Linked DNA regions of Homo sapiens: region 1 is linked to region 2. Evidence: chromatin contacts called from ENCODE Hi-C or POLR2A ChIA-PET data. All regions are on one chromosome and are shown on one strand. Each heading gives the region's core, a stretch centred on a gene start or an enhancer-like site at or near the end of the contact. The rest is flanking DNA. Distances are from core to core; before and after follow the strand shown. Region 1 holds the start of INAFM1 (InaF motif containing 1). Region 2 holds the start of RAB4B (RAB4B, member RAS oncogene family).

What was found. Hi-C counts contacts between places; a loop is a spot of excess contacts on that map. ChIA-PET counts read pairs that join two places held with the same protein, here RNA polymerase II (POLR2A). Pooled maps may share reads with other maps.
Region 1: a pooled map shows a loop between it and region 2 (11-fold over the local background). The contact joins the promoter of INAFM1 here to the promoter of RAB4B in region 2. A Hi-C loop is called at or near these places in 3 of 50 pooled maps. POLR2A ChIA-PET finds 5 or more read pairs at or near these places in 2 of 52 experiments (A673 and activated B cell).

What each region holds. Positions count from the first base shown.
Region 1 is chr19:47,272,291-47,279,131 of GRCh38, reverse strand. It overlaps INAFM1 (InaF motif containing 1), which reads right to left and starts at 4,247. Exons shown (of 1, transcript NM_178511.6): 1 at 3,409-4,247. The coding sequence starts at 4,212. The coding sequence ends at 3,784. It also overlaps a transcript of CCDC9 not described here. RefSeq lists a cis regulatory region at 599-736 and silencers at 3,876-4,325, 4,686-4,945, 5,556-5,865.
Region 2 is chr19:40,775,520-40,781,916 of GRCh38, reverse strand. RAB4B (RAB4B, member RAS oncogene family) reads right to left here and starts at 3,670. Exons shown (of 8, transcript NM_016154.5): 1 at 3,526-3,670; 2 at 1,818-1,898; 3 at 1,418-1,532. The coding sequence starts at 3,541. It overlaps MIA (MIA SH3 domain containing), which reads right to left and starts at 6,396. Exons shown (of 4, transcript NM_006533.4): 1 at 6,248-6,396; 2 at 6,032-6,165; 3 at 4,838-4,948; 4 at 4,427-4,520. The coding sequence starts at 6,374. The coding sequence ends at 4,497. It overlaps MIA-RAB4B (MIA-RAB4B readthrough (NMD candidate)), which reads right to left and starts at 6,380. Exons shown (of 10, transcript NR_037775.1): 1 at 6,248-6,380; 2 at 6,032-6,165; 3 at 4,838-4,948; 4 at 1,818-1,898; 5 at 1,418-1,532. RAB4B-EGLN2 (RAB4B-EGLN2 readthrough (NMD candidate)) reads right to left here and starts at 3,698. Exons shown (of 12, transcript NR_037791.1): 1 at 3,526-3,698; 2 at 1,818-1,898; 3 at 1,418-1,532. RefSeq lists enhancers at 2,068-2,599, 3,487-3,556 and silencers at 3,617-3,856, 4,407-4,536.

The sequences.
Region 1 (6,841 bases), core at 2,998-5,497, 6.5 Mb before region 2:
ACAGGATCTCACTATGTTGTTCAGGATGGTCGCAAACTCATGACCTCAAGTGATCCTCCTGCTTTGGCCTCCCAAAGTGCTGGGGTTACAGGCATGAGCCATCACGCCCAGCCGAGAGCAGGAATTTTTGCCTGTTTTATTCACTCCTGTGTCTCCAGTGTTTAAAATAAGCTTTGGCACACAGCAGATGCTCAAAAAATAATTGTGGGTTTTGGGTGGGTTGTTTTTTTAGTTTTTTAGAGACAGGATCTTGCTGTTTCCCAGGCTGGAGTGAAGTAGTGCAATCATAGCTCACTGCAGCCTCGACCTCCTGGACTCAAGCAATCCTCTCCTCTCAGCCTCCTGAGTAGTTGGGACTACAGGCATGCACCACCACACCCAGCTAATTTTTTAATTTTTTGTCCAGATGAAGTCTTGCTGTGTTACACAGACTGGTCTCTAACTTCTGGCCTCAAGTGATCCTCTGGCTTTGGCCTCCCAAAGTGCTGAGATTACAAGCAAGAACCACTGTGCCCAGCCTCAAAAAATATTTGTTAAAAGGAAGATTAAACAATGGAGACCAAAAGAGAAACCAAGAGAAATAGGAGGAGAAAAGGAAGAGATAAAGGGAAGGAGACAGGGGACACTGAGACTAGGGACCTGGAAGCTGTGGGGTGCGGGGGCAGGGGAAGGGGAGCAAGGTGGAAGAAAGTGTTGGGGTAAGATAAGTGTGGAGGAGAGAAGAAAGAGAATCAGCTGGGGCTGGGCACAGTGTCTCACGCCTGTAATCCCAGCACTTTGGGAGGCCGAGGCGGGAAGCTCACTTGAGGTCAGGAGTTCAAGACTAGCCTGGCCACTCTGGTGAAACCCTCTCTCTATTAAAAATACAAAAATTATACGGGCATGGTGGTGGGCGCCTGTAATCCCACCGCCACTGCACTCCAGCCTGGGTAATAGAGCAAGACTCCATCTAAAAAAAAAAAAAAAAAAAAAAGAACGAGCTGGGGACAGAGAGCAATAGGGAGGACACAGAATGAGCAGAATGAGTCAGAGACATACAGAGTGGGAGAGAGAAACAATACCAAGAGACACCAGAGAGATAAACAGGACACAGAAAGACTGAGACGCAGAGAGACAAACACAGAAAGAGAAAAGAGCCAGGACACACAGCAACAAGGAAACGAAAGAGTAGGAAAAAATGGGGCTGGGAGAAGAGAGATGAAAACCAAAGAGAGGGGGGCCAGTGGGAACCGAAATGGAGAGGCCCCTCCCTCAAACTCACCATTTGCTGGTGGCCAGGGCTTTGGACTGACTTGCTATCCCCAGAGGATCCCAGCTGGGGCTTTTAAACCCTGAGGGACAGAGGTGGTGGAGAGAGAGAACATGTGACATCGTTCTCAGGGCTTGAGATCACCAGTTTATTTATTCCTCAGAGCAAGTCTATGAAGAAGTACCATTAGCATCTTCATTCTACAGAACCACAGAGGCAGGGCCAGGCACAGTGGCTCATGCCTATAATTCCAGGGCTTTGGGAAGCCAAGGTAGGAAAATCACTTAAGCCCAGGAGTTCAAGACCAGCCTGGCTAACATAGTGTGAAACCCCATTTCTATTAAACAAACAAACAAAAAATGCTTAAAAATTTTAAATAAGTTATAAGGCTGGGTGCAGTGGCTCACGCCTGTAATCCCAGCACTTTGGGAGGCCAAAGTGGGCAAATCACCTTAGGTCAGGAATTTGAGACCAGCCTGACCAACATGATGAAACCTCGTCTCTACTAAAAATACAAAAATTAGCCAGGCGTGGTGGCGGGCGCCTGTAATCCCAGCTACTCAGGAGGCTGAAGCAGGAGAATGGCATGAACCCAGGAGGCGGAGCTTGCAGTGAGCCGACATTGCACCACTGCACTCCAGCCTGAGCGACAGAGCAAGACTCCGTCTCAAAAGAAAAAAAAAAAAAAGAAACAGAGGCCGGGTGTGGTGGCTCATGCCTGTAATCCCAGAATTTTGGGAGGCCCAAGTGGGCAAATCACGAGGTCAGGAGTTCGAGACCAGCCTGGCCAACATGGTGAAACCGCGTCTCTACTAAAAAATACAAAAATTAGCCAGGCGTGGTGGCAGGGGCCTTAATCCCAGCTACTTGAGAGGCAGAGACAGGAGAATTGTTTGAACCTGGGAGGTGGAGGTTGCAGTGAGCAGAGATCGAGCCATTGCACTCAAGCGTGGGGGACAAGAGTGAGACTTCTCTCAAAATAAAAATAATAAAAAATAAAAATACAAAAAAAAAATTAGCTGGGTGTGGTGGTGGGCACCTGTAATCCCAGCTACTCAGGAGGTTGAGGCAGGAGACTCACCTGAACCAGAAGGCGGAGGTTGCAGTGAGCAAGATCATGCCACTGCACTCCAGCCTGGGCAACAGTGCAAGACTCCATCTCAAAAAAAAAAAAAAAGAAACACAGAGGTCAAGTGACCTGCCCAAAGTCACACAGTTTGTAATGAGAGGAGCTGGAATTTGAACCCGAGTAGTCTCGCCCCAGTCAGTGCCCCTAACTATCACCTATGCTGACTACAAAGAAGTGCTGGCTTCCTAGATTCCCCTTCACAACCACCCTCTGGGGAGTGGTGGTGGGGTAAAGGGGAGGTGAGCAGAGCAGCTGACCTTCCTAACCACCTCCACAGATCTCCAGGAGCCACAGCGTGGGAGAAGATGCTCAGCCTCACTCTCCTGGGAAGGCCTCCAGCTCAAGCGGGGAGGCTGGACAGGAACCAGCTTCCTGCATGTCAGATCCCAGGCCCTGTCCAGAGCCAGGCCTCAGTCTTCCAGGATGGAACATGGCCTCCCCACCTCGGACTCCTTGCCCAGAAGCTAGACCTCAGTTTCCCGGCCTTGGTTTCCTAGCAGCGCCCCAGGCCAGAGGCTGCACCAGTCTTCCAAGGCAGCACAGCGCTTTGGTCATTGGCTCTGAGATTTCCAGACAGGCTGAGAAGCAACACCACCGCCGCCGCCATCCACTCTCATCTCTCTGACCCCAGGAAGTGGGCCAGCATCGTTCCCTCTCGGCAGCCAACTGAGATCCCTGGGTGATTCAGCCTCTGTCCCTGACATGATAATTACACCAACAGCAATTCCCAGAACCCCAGCTATTGTCCTATATCACCCCACCCCTCCTCTTGTCTCCTGTGCTGTAACACGAGGGCAGACACTCTGCTTCTCCCCAGAGACATTTGTCCTTTGCTCCAAGCACACAAAAAACTGGGAAGCCCTTCCCACTGTCTGACCTTCAAAGGCCCTGCTGCTGCTAAGCTGCTTCTCCCTACTCCAAGAAAAGAAGAGCTCCTTAAGGAAGGGGAACAGCCCACCCGGGACAAAACAGACAAAGGCCACACCCCAGGAAGGTCTTTCCCACACAAACTTGGGAGGGGAGGCATCTCTGCAGACAACAGGACAGACACAGCACGAGGCAGCCGAGGCTGTCGTTTATTGCAGATGGACACGGATTCAGGGAGGTGAAGAGGCAGATGGGCTGTGGGCTCTGTGCTCAGCATCCCACAGCAGGAGGGGCAGGAGACAGAGCTCAGGATGGGATCTTCCTGATGGTGGAGGACCCGGCCTGACCACAGAGTAGCTGCAAGAGGCAAGGCCCCGAGCTGACACCCCCTGGGCCCCCATTCCGCGGGATGACGGCTCCAGAGACGCTGAGCGATGTCATTAGGAAGAAGGCCGGACCAATCCAGAGACGGTGCATCCTCGGCGTGGAGCACAGAGCTCTCGAGGGCTGGCGATCCGGGTTGGGGTGGAAGGGAGAGTTACCCGGGTCTTCGCCCCTCCGCGGCCTCTGGCGTCTCTCTGGGTGTCTGGCGGCTCGGACGGCGGTCAGGGTCGCTGTAGCGGCGGCGGCGGCTCAGCGGCAGCTGGAGCTGGGGTCGCGGCCCGCCGGGGACTCCCAGGAGGCAGGAGAGGGAGGCAGCGGCGGGCGCCGGGACAGGCGGCACGCCCGGGCGGGCAGCACACGGAGGGGACGGCGCGCTGGGCTGTGGGCCGGCGGGTGCCGCGGGAGACCGCGTGGGTACCCAGATGAGACCGTAGTACACGGCGAGCAGCACGGCAGCTAGCGAGACGCAGAGGAAGTAGGCGCATACCGGAGCCAAGCGCAGCCAGCGCCCCCGCGGGCCCTCGCTCAGCCCCGCGCCTCCGGGGCTCTCGGCGCCGCCGCCCACGCAGCTGGTCCCCCGCATCCCCGCAGCCCACTCGGCTCCGCGCCGCAGACCGCACAGGCCCCGCCCCCACCAGGCCCCGCCCCCACCCCGCAGACCGCCCCGCTCTCTAAACCGCCCGCCTCCGGCCCCGCCCCCGCCAGCATGGTCACGCCCCCACGCGAGCTGCCGCCTCCGCATCCTAGGCCCACCCCCTCCAGCCTCCGCCCCACCACCGACAGGCGGAGGTGCTACCCCGCCCCCCTCGCTCCAGCCCCGCCCCCGCGCTTAGCCCCACCACCCCAATCACCGCCTCCTCCCGCCACAACACGGTTCTCTTCCCAGACTCGGACTTCATCCAGCCCAGGCATCTAGCCCGCCTCGGAGCCCGCCCCCTCGTCCCGCTCAAGCCCTGCCTGGAGCCCTAACCCGCCCTGTGCCGCAGCCAGTCTCACTTCTCTACCTGTCGGACTGCTCTACTCCAGTGCTCGAGCCCTGCCCGCTACGGCCTCTGGCTCCCACACTCTAGTTCCGGAATCCCCGCTCTCCTCCCGCGCGGGTTCCCGCGCGACACCCCGACCACGCCCCCGCTGACGGCCCCGCCCCATGCCCATGGCCAGAGCCCCACCCGCGCGCGCTGACCCCGCCCCCCGCTCTAACTCCGCCTGTCAGGATTCCGGCCCCGCCCAGGCAGCCTAGCTCCGCCCCCGCGGGACCCGCCTCCTCCAGCACACTCTCAGCCCGCTTTCAGGTATCCTCAGCACCTCAGGCCCCGAGGTTCCAGCTCCGCCCCTCACCGCAATCGCGCCCCTTCTCCCAGCTCCTCCCCAACGGTCAGCTTTTCCCTCTCCCTAGAGCCAAGGGGTCCAGACTAGGCTCTGGGGTAGAAAGAACACAGCCTGGAAATCCAGATAAACCCCTCCTCACGCCCCCTCCCCATCAAGGCGGGGAAGCTTCAGTCCCCTCCCAGCAGCGTCTTCAGGAATTCGGGGAGGCCTGCGGGAGGGGGGAGGGAAGACGGATCAGAAGGGTGGAGGAAGACCCCTTCCTTCCGCCTCTTCCGCCACAGAAAAGCCCGCCAAGCACAGCGACCCAGCCTGCCCCCTCCAGAAACACAGTTCAAGGGTGAGCGGAAGCACTGCGTTTAATACGACAGGGCTGGCGCCCGAGTAATTCAAGCCCTTCGGAAGTGTCACCGGCTGCCAGGCCTCGGATGCAATCCTGGAGGCGGGAGATTCGGCCTGAAGACTGGCTCGAGCCGCCCAGGGCCTCCATGGGAGACTAACGCGGAAGCGTCCCAGCCGTCCCAGTGCCGTGACGTCCCCCGTTGGTGGGGCCTGCACCCGACTACTGCCCTGGCCCCGCCCGGCTCGCAGACCCTGGCTCCTCCCCCCTTAGATTTAACCCTCTCCTGGCTGGAGTGTGGCAGAAGCAGAGGACAGAGGAGCGAGGCGGTGGGAGGTTAGTGCAGAGCGCGGAGGCCGCGGTCCGGCGGGCGCGGTCAGCGAGCGGCCCCCGGCAGCGGAGGGGCCGCCACCACCTTGCAGAAACGCACCCTCTGGAAGTCGGTGATCTCCGCCGTCTCCTGGCCTTCGGGGCCTGCCTCTGAGGAGAGAAGGGGCTGAGTCAGCGGAGGGGAGCAGTCTTCCCACCTCCCCCCCGGCCCAGCACCCCTCCCCCGTCTAGCCACGTCTCTCATCCAGTTCGAGCCCTTGCCACAGCAGGCTCGGCGCTAAGCGGTTTACGGGGCCCAGACTAATCCTCTCAGCGGACCCACGCAGCAGCAAACACTCCCAACATAACCGTTTACAATCGAGGAAACGCGGGTGTGGCGAGATCTGGCTCCCGACCAACAAGTGGCCCAAGACAGAGGGTCTGGGCCCCCGCGCCACCCAAGGCTGCAAACTGTCCTCTCCCACCCCCGCCCCATCTCACGGCCTTCATCAACCTCCACCAAGCCAGTCCTAGAGGACCCGCCCTCCCCTTTCCTTCGCCAACGCCTGCTATTCTAACCAGTCCTTCCTTGGCTCTGCCCCCAAAATCCTAATCCCACTCTGGGGGAAGGGGAGGCCATCTGAGATTCGAAATCTTACTCCTACGGAGTGTAGGTGGAGAGGGGCTTGGCCTCTTGCTCGCACTTCGTCGGTCCCAAAATGCTGATCGGGTACGCATGTCTATTCTAATTTGCCCCACTAGGTTGCACCTCGGAACTCTAATCCCAGCCACAGTTAAATCCAGTTTTCTGCCCTTGCCCATCTCTTTGGCCTTTTCGAGCCAGTTCAAATTTCGTAGTCTGCCTATAGCTCCTGCCCTAGTACACCAACGCCAACCACCTTTTTTGAGACGGAGTCTTGCTCTGTCGCCCAGGTGGGAGTACAGTGGAGCGATCTCGGCTCACTGCAGCCTCCGCCTCCCAGGTTCAAGCGATCCTCCCGCCTCCCAATTAGCTGGGATTACAGGCATGAGCCAAGGCATCCGATCCACACCCCATTACTCTTAAACCAGTGCTTTCCAAAACCCCTGAGCTCGACTCCAAAATTCTAATCCTTTCCTTAACCCCACCTCCTCAACCTCCATACCAAATTCCTATTGGCTTGGCCCATAAAGTTGCCCCTTTGCCCCACCCCTGCCACCCGGCTCCAGCCCCCCATCCCTATCCGAGCTCACCCTT
Region 2 (6,397 bases), core at 2,421-4,920:
CCCAAGTAGCTGGGACTTCCAGCGTCTGCCACCACACCCAGCTAATTTTTTGTATTTTTAGTAGAGACGGGGTTTCACCATGTTAGCCAGGATGGTCTCGATCTCCTGACCTCGTGATCCGCCCGCCTCGGCCTCCCAAAATGCTGGAATTACAGGCATGAGCCACCACGCCCGGCCTCTCCTAAGGTTTCTATGTGTCTATCAACTTTTCTGCTCTGCAGGCATTTCCTGAAGACCTACAGTGTGTTGAGCCCTACGCATTTCTCTCTCTCTCTCTCCCACAACACGTCCATTTCTCCATCTCTCTTTTGGAAAGATGGGATTTCACAATGTTGCCCAGGCTGGTCTCAAACTCCTGGACTCAAGCGGTTCTCCTGCCTTGGCGTGTGTGTCTTCAGTTCCCTATTTCTCACTGTCTCTCTTTCTGTTCCATCTCTGTGGCTCTCATGCTCACCCTTGCCTTCCCGTAAATTCGTGCATTCATTCATTCAACGTCCAACTACACCTGTCTGACTCACCCTGTCTCCCTCTCTGCCTCTGACCTCTGTTTCTCTGTGTCTCCTCACCTCCCTTATTTATTTATTTATTTATTTATTTATTTATTCATTTATTTATTTATTTATTTATTCAGAGACAGAGTCTCGCTCTGTCACCCCGGCTGGGGTGCAGTGGTGCGATCTTGACTCACTACAACTTCTGCCTCCCAGGTTCAAGCAATTCTCCTGCCTCAGCCTCCCAAGTAGCTAGCATCCACCACCACAGCCTGGCTACATTTTTTGATTTTTTTTTTTTTTTTTTTTTTTTAGTAGAGACACGGTTTCACCATATTGGCAGGCTGGTCTTGAACTCCTGACTTCAAGTGATCCACCTGCCTCAGCCTCCCACAGTGCTGGGATTATAGGTGTAAGCCACCGTGCCAGGCCTCCTTACCTCCCTTATCATTCTCTTCAACTCTCTTAGTCTCTGTCTCTCTTGCTCTTTTCCTTTCTGAGTGTGAGTCTCTCAAGTTTCCCCTTCTCTTTCTGTTTCGGTGTCTCTCAGTCTCCATCCCTTTCCCCACCCCCAAGCCACTTTTCTCTATCTCTTTTTCTTTCTTTGAGATGGGGTCTCACTATGTTGCCCAGGCTGGTCTCAAACTCCTGGGCTCAGGCAATCTTCCCACCATGGCCTCCCAAAGCACGGGGATTACCGGCATGAGCCATTGCGCCTGGCCCCTACCTCTTTTTCTTCCACCATCTCTTTATCTCTCCAGTACTCCCTCTCTCCTTGGATATATATACCTGCTAACTACGGTGTCTCATCTCTCTCTGTCTGCCTTGTCTGCCCTCTCAGTGTCTCCAAGTGACTCTACACACACATCTCTCTCTTTCCTTCTCACTCTCTCTCCCCATCACCCTTGGGAGCCCAGCCCACCTACCGAAACCGCTCCTGGCCAGCCGTGTCCCAAATCTGTAGCTTCACAGTCTTCCCACCCACGTTGACCACCCGGGATCCAAACTCCACGCCGATTGTGTGGTTGGAGTCCTGTTTGACTGGGAGTAGGAGGAACAGAAGGGGCAGTACAGGGAGAGAGGAGACAGCTCAGAGGATCCCCCATCCTCCAAGGCCCTCTCAGTCTCTACAAACCCATTCTCCTTGCTGGAGTGACTTGAGGTCAAGGAGAACCTAGTAAAGGACATACGACAAAGCAAGGACCAAAAAGCCAGCACTGGACTTGTACCTATGGCCAGCCCTGCCCTCCCCACCGGCTGCCCACCAGCCCACACCATGCGCATAAACACAGCTCAGGGTTCCCAGGACCACTGCGGGAAACTCACACTTATTCTCAATGAACTGATGAAGGAGACATGATTTGCCAGTTCCTGCACTGCCAATCACCAGGAATTTGAAGAGGAAGTCTGACCAGATGGAGCCAAAATCAGGGATACCCACAGGGAGAGAAAGATACAGGGAAAAAAGATGGATTCCAATCCAATCTCTCTCTCTAACCATCACAGTTAGAGGGAGAGAAACAGACATAGGCAGAAACAAACCAATAGGTAACAGTAACAGATAACTCTTATGTAGTACTTGCCATGTGCCAGGCACATTCTATATATTTTTTTTCAACTTTTATTTTAGATTCAGGGAGTACATGTGCAGGGGTTTTTTTGTCGTTGTTTTTGTTTTTTTGAGACAGAGTTTCACTTTTCGTTGCCCAGGCTGGAGTGCAATGGCGCGATCTCGGCTCACCGCAACCTCCACCTCCCAGGTTCAAGCAATTCTCCTGCCTCAGCCTCCCGAGTAGCTGGGATTACAGGCATGCGCCACCACACTCAGCTAATTCTGTATTTTTAGTAGAGACGGGGTTTCTCCATGTTGGTCAGGCTGGTCTCAAACTCCCGACCTCAGGTGATCCGCCTGCCTCAGCCTCCCAAAGTGCTGGGATTACAGGCATGAGCCACCGCGCCCAGCCCACATGTGCAGGTTTGTTACATGGGTCAATTGTGTGTTGTTGTGGGCCAGGAACAGTTCTAAAGGTCTTTACTCACATCAACAGCTCACATCATCCTCAGGAAAACTCTATGAGGGAGGTAGACTAAAAATTATTCCCATTTTCCGGATGAGGTAACAGGCCAGAAAGGTTAACTGACTTGCCCAAAGTGACACAGCTGGGCAGAAGTGAGATTCAAACCTAGGCCAAGGGCTCCAGAGTCCCAGATCTTAGCTATTTTGTCGCTAAAGTCTCTTGAAAGCTATTTAAACAAGGACTACGATATAGCCCTTGTTCCTCTTCACCTCCTACCACCCTCTGACTCATTCACTCCACTATAGCTCCTGACCTTCAGTCTATTCCCTGAAAATGACAAGCTGGTTCTCACCTCAGGGTCTTTGCACTCTTCTCCCTTCTCTTCTATATTTGTTGAGTGAATGCGGCTCCCTCTGACTCCTAAACCTGCACTTCCCCTGCCTCCAATCACCACCTCCTATGGTGCATCCCTACTGATTTTCCACTTCCCGACCTCTCCTTCCCTCCCTCTGCCCAGAACCCGGCTCCATTCTCATGCATAAGTCCCACCCTTTGCCACTAAGTCCTGCCCCTAACTCAAGGACAGCCCATCCCCAAACCCATTCCAGAGCTCTCTCCAGCCAGATCAGCCCCAGGGTCCCGAGCTTCCATTCAGTGTTCCCTCTAGCCCATAAGCCCGACTCCTGCCATTCATGCAGTCAGCCCCGCCCCTTCACTCAGGCTCCGCCCAGATCCATTAAGGCCCACCTCTTCCCTCAGGGCCTCCCTGAACCCCTCAGGACCAGCTCCCTCAAATCCCGCCCCAGATCTATTTAACCCACGCACCAGACCCTCAGGCTCCACCTAAATCGATTAAGCTCAGCCTCAGACCCACTAAACCCCTCCCAGCATCCACTTAGGTCCTGCCTCCATCACACCAGACCCCGCCCCCTGATCTACAAAGCCCCGCCCATTCCCACAGGCCGCATCCTCCCTGGGCCCAGACCCAGGACCCCAGCTTCGTCCACCACCCTCACCGTAGGTCTCAGCCATGACTCGGTCGCGGCCGCTGAGGGCCGCAATATGGCGCCGCGGCCGCGCCTGCTCCTCGGCTGGCAGCCGCTCCACTCCGGCTACAGCCCCGGCTCCTTCCTACTCCCCGGGCCCGGCACCGCCACTTCCGCCTCCGCCCCCCTCCGGCGCGACCCGCTCCGGCAGCTGGATACCAGGCGACGCTTTCCGAAGGGCGGGATTGGCGGACTCGCGGGCAGGGGGCGGGACAAGAGGCGCGGATTGGTGGCGTGAGAAGGACCAAGCCCAAAGGGGCGGGGCCGAGCCCAGCGATTGGCTGAGCAAGTGGGAAGGGACGTGCAGAGCTGCTTAGCTGAGCCGAGGAACGGATTTAGTCTGGAGTACGGGGGGCAGAGTCGAGTCTCCGGATTGGATCGGAGCGGACTTGGGGGAGGGGATACAAATGCAAAGAAGGGGGCACGGGCAGGATTGACAGAAAGAGGCTGGAAGAGGAGCTGATCTTGAGCTGGCGGGAGCGATTACTGTTCTCAAAGGCGAAAAGGAGGAAAACTGGGCAGATAGGCGCAGGTTACTTCCCACCTCCCTTTCCAGATAATCTTCCAAGAAAACCTTTACTGTGCGATTTATATCCTCCGCGTAGTCCGATTGGCTCCCTCCCACTGGTCTAGAGAGGACACTACAATCCCCTAGTTGGGCTGCTTAGGTTTTCCTTTGCTTGTGTCCGAAACCTAAGCTTAGGAGCGCTCCTACTGCACAGGGCTTTCATCAGTGAAACTCTGCCTAGCAACCACTGACGTTACCACAGGCAGCGGGTTAATTGGTTAGATTCAGCAACCTAGAGAAACATTTCATTTGTACAGTCCCCACCCTACCCTACCCCACCCCAAAGACCACGGAGACGAGCCGTTTGCACTGGGCTGATTGTATTTGCATAAAGCCAAGGAGGGGAAACGGCAGGGCCAGCGGTAGGCTGAGCTCACTGGCAGTAGAAATCCCATTTCTGAAAAAGAGAAAGGGGAAACAGTGGAAAGAAAACCAGCGGTCACACCACAAAGGATCTAGTGGTTTTAGCAAAGGCTGCAGCTGCAGGGCCCAGGTCTGGCCACACAAGTGCTATGCAAATTAGCCTAGAGCCCTCTAATCTTTGCACCTCCCAACTGGACCCATTTTACTGGTGAGAAAATTGAGGCAGGGAAAGAATTTCTCCCAGCGCACATACCTAGGCTGCCAGGGAGCCAAGTGTGGGAGCATTTTTGCCCATCCCCACAACCTAAGGGTCCTCCCCCCACATTTCTTGCCAGCCCCCATGACACTCACGTCTGTCTTCACATCGACTTTGCCAGGTTTCAGGGTCTGGTCCTCTCGGACAATGCTACTGGGGAAATAGCCCAGGCGAGCAGCCAGATCTCCATAGTAATCTCCCTGAACCTGGGGAAGAGGAGTTAAAAGCTAGGGTCTGGGAAGATGGCAAGCTTGTGCCTGCTGAAGGCCTTTGCATTCTCCCTTCTCCCTGATCTCCACATAACTGCTCCATCCTTGTCATATGAATCTCAGCTTAAATGCCACCTGTTCAGAGGCCCTTTCTGAACACCCAAGTAAGTCTCTGTTAATTCTCACAGCAGCGCATATTTGCTTTTATTATTATTATTATTTTGGAAACAGGGTCTCATTGTGTCGCCCAGGTTGAGGTGCAGTAGCATGATCACGGCTCACTGCAGCCTCAACTTCTGGGATCAAGCAATCCTCCCACCTCAGCCTCCCGAGTAGCCGGGACCACAGACACATGCCATGAAGCCCAGTTAATTTTAAATTTTTTTTTATAGAGATGGGGGTCTTGCTATGTTGCCCAGGCTGGTCTCGAACTCCTGGGCTCAAGCTATCCTCCCAACTTGGCCTTACTTGGGATTACAGGTGTGAGCTACTGTGCCCGGCTGCTGCTATTTTTTATGCCTTGCTTTTTGTTCATTTCCCTCCATTAGAATAAAAAGGATCATTTGTTGTTGTATCTTGGTGTCTAGAACAGAACGTGGGACCATATCAGGTCCTAAAATTGGTAAATAAAGTGAAAATAGGCTGGGGGGCAGTGGCTCACACCTGTAATCCCAGCACTCCGGGAGGCCAAGGCGGGCAGATCATGAGGTCAGGAGTTCAAGACCAGCCTGGCCAATATGGTAAAACCCTGTCTCTACTAAAAATACAAAAATTAGCCAGGTGTGGTGGTGCATGCCTGTAATCCCAGGTACTTGGGAGGCTGAGGCAGGAGAATCGCTTAAACCCAAGAGGTGGAGGTTACAGTGAGCCGAGATCGTGCCATTGCACTCCAGCCTGGGTGACAGAGCAAGACTCTGTCTCGGAAAAAATTAAAAAATAATAAGCAAATAAAATAAAGTAAGTAACAATATCCCCCCACAATGTCTATTTCAGTTCACCCCCCTCAAATCTTCCCTTCATGGGGATAATGAGTCTACCCCAGCTCTGTACCCTTCCCTCTTTCACTCTCCCAAGACTCACGCTGCCTCCCCAGAAGAGCCGCCCACGGCCCTTCAGCTTGGAGAAGACATACACCACTTGGCCCCGGTGAATGGTCAGGAATCGGCAGTCGGGGGCCATGTAGTCCTGAAGGGCCACAGCCATGGAGATAGGGTCTAGGGAAGGAATAGAAGGGAATGCAGCACCCTCCACACAGGCTAACGCCCAAGCCCCCAATTCTCCCCTCCCCATTCTTACGGCTGCACTCCTGGTCCGCACACAGCTTCCGGTCAGCCAGCTTGGGCATAGGACCACCCCTGACACCAGGTCCGGAGAAGGCAGACAGCAAGATGATGACACCAAGGCACACCAGGGACCGGGCCATCGTGGACTGTGAGCAAGAGAGTG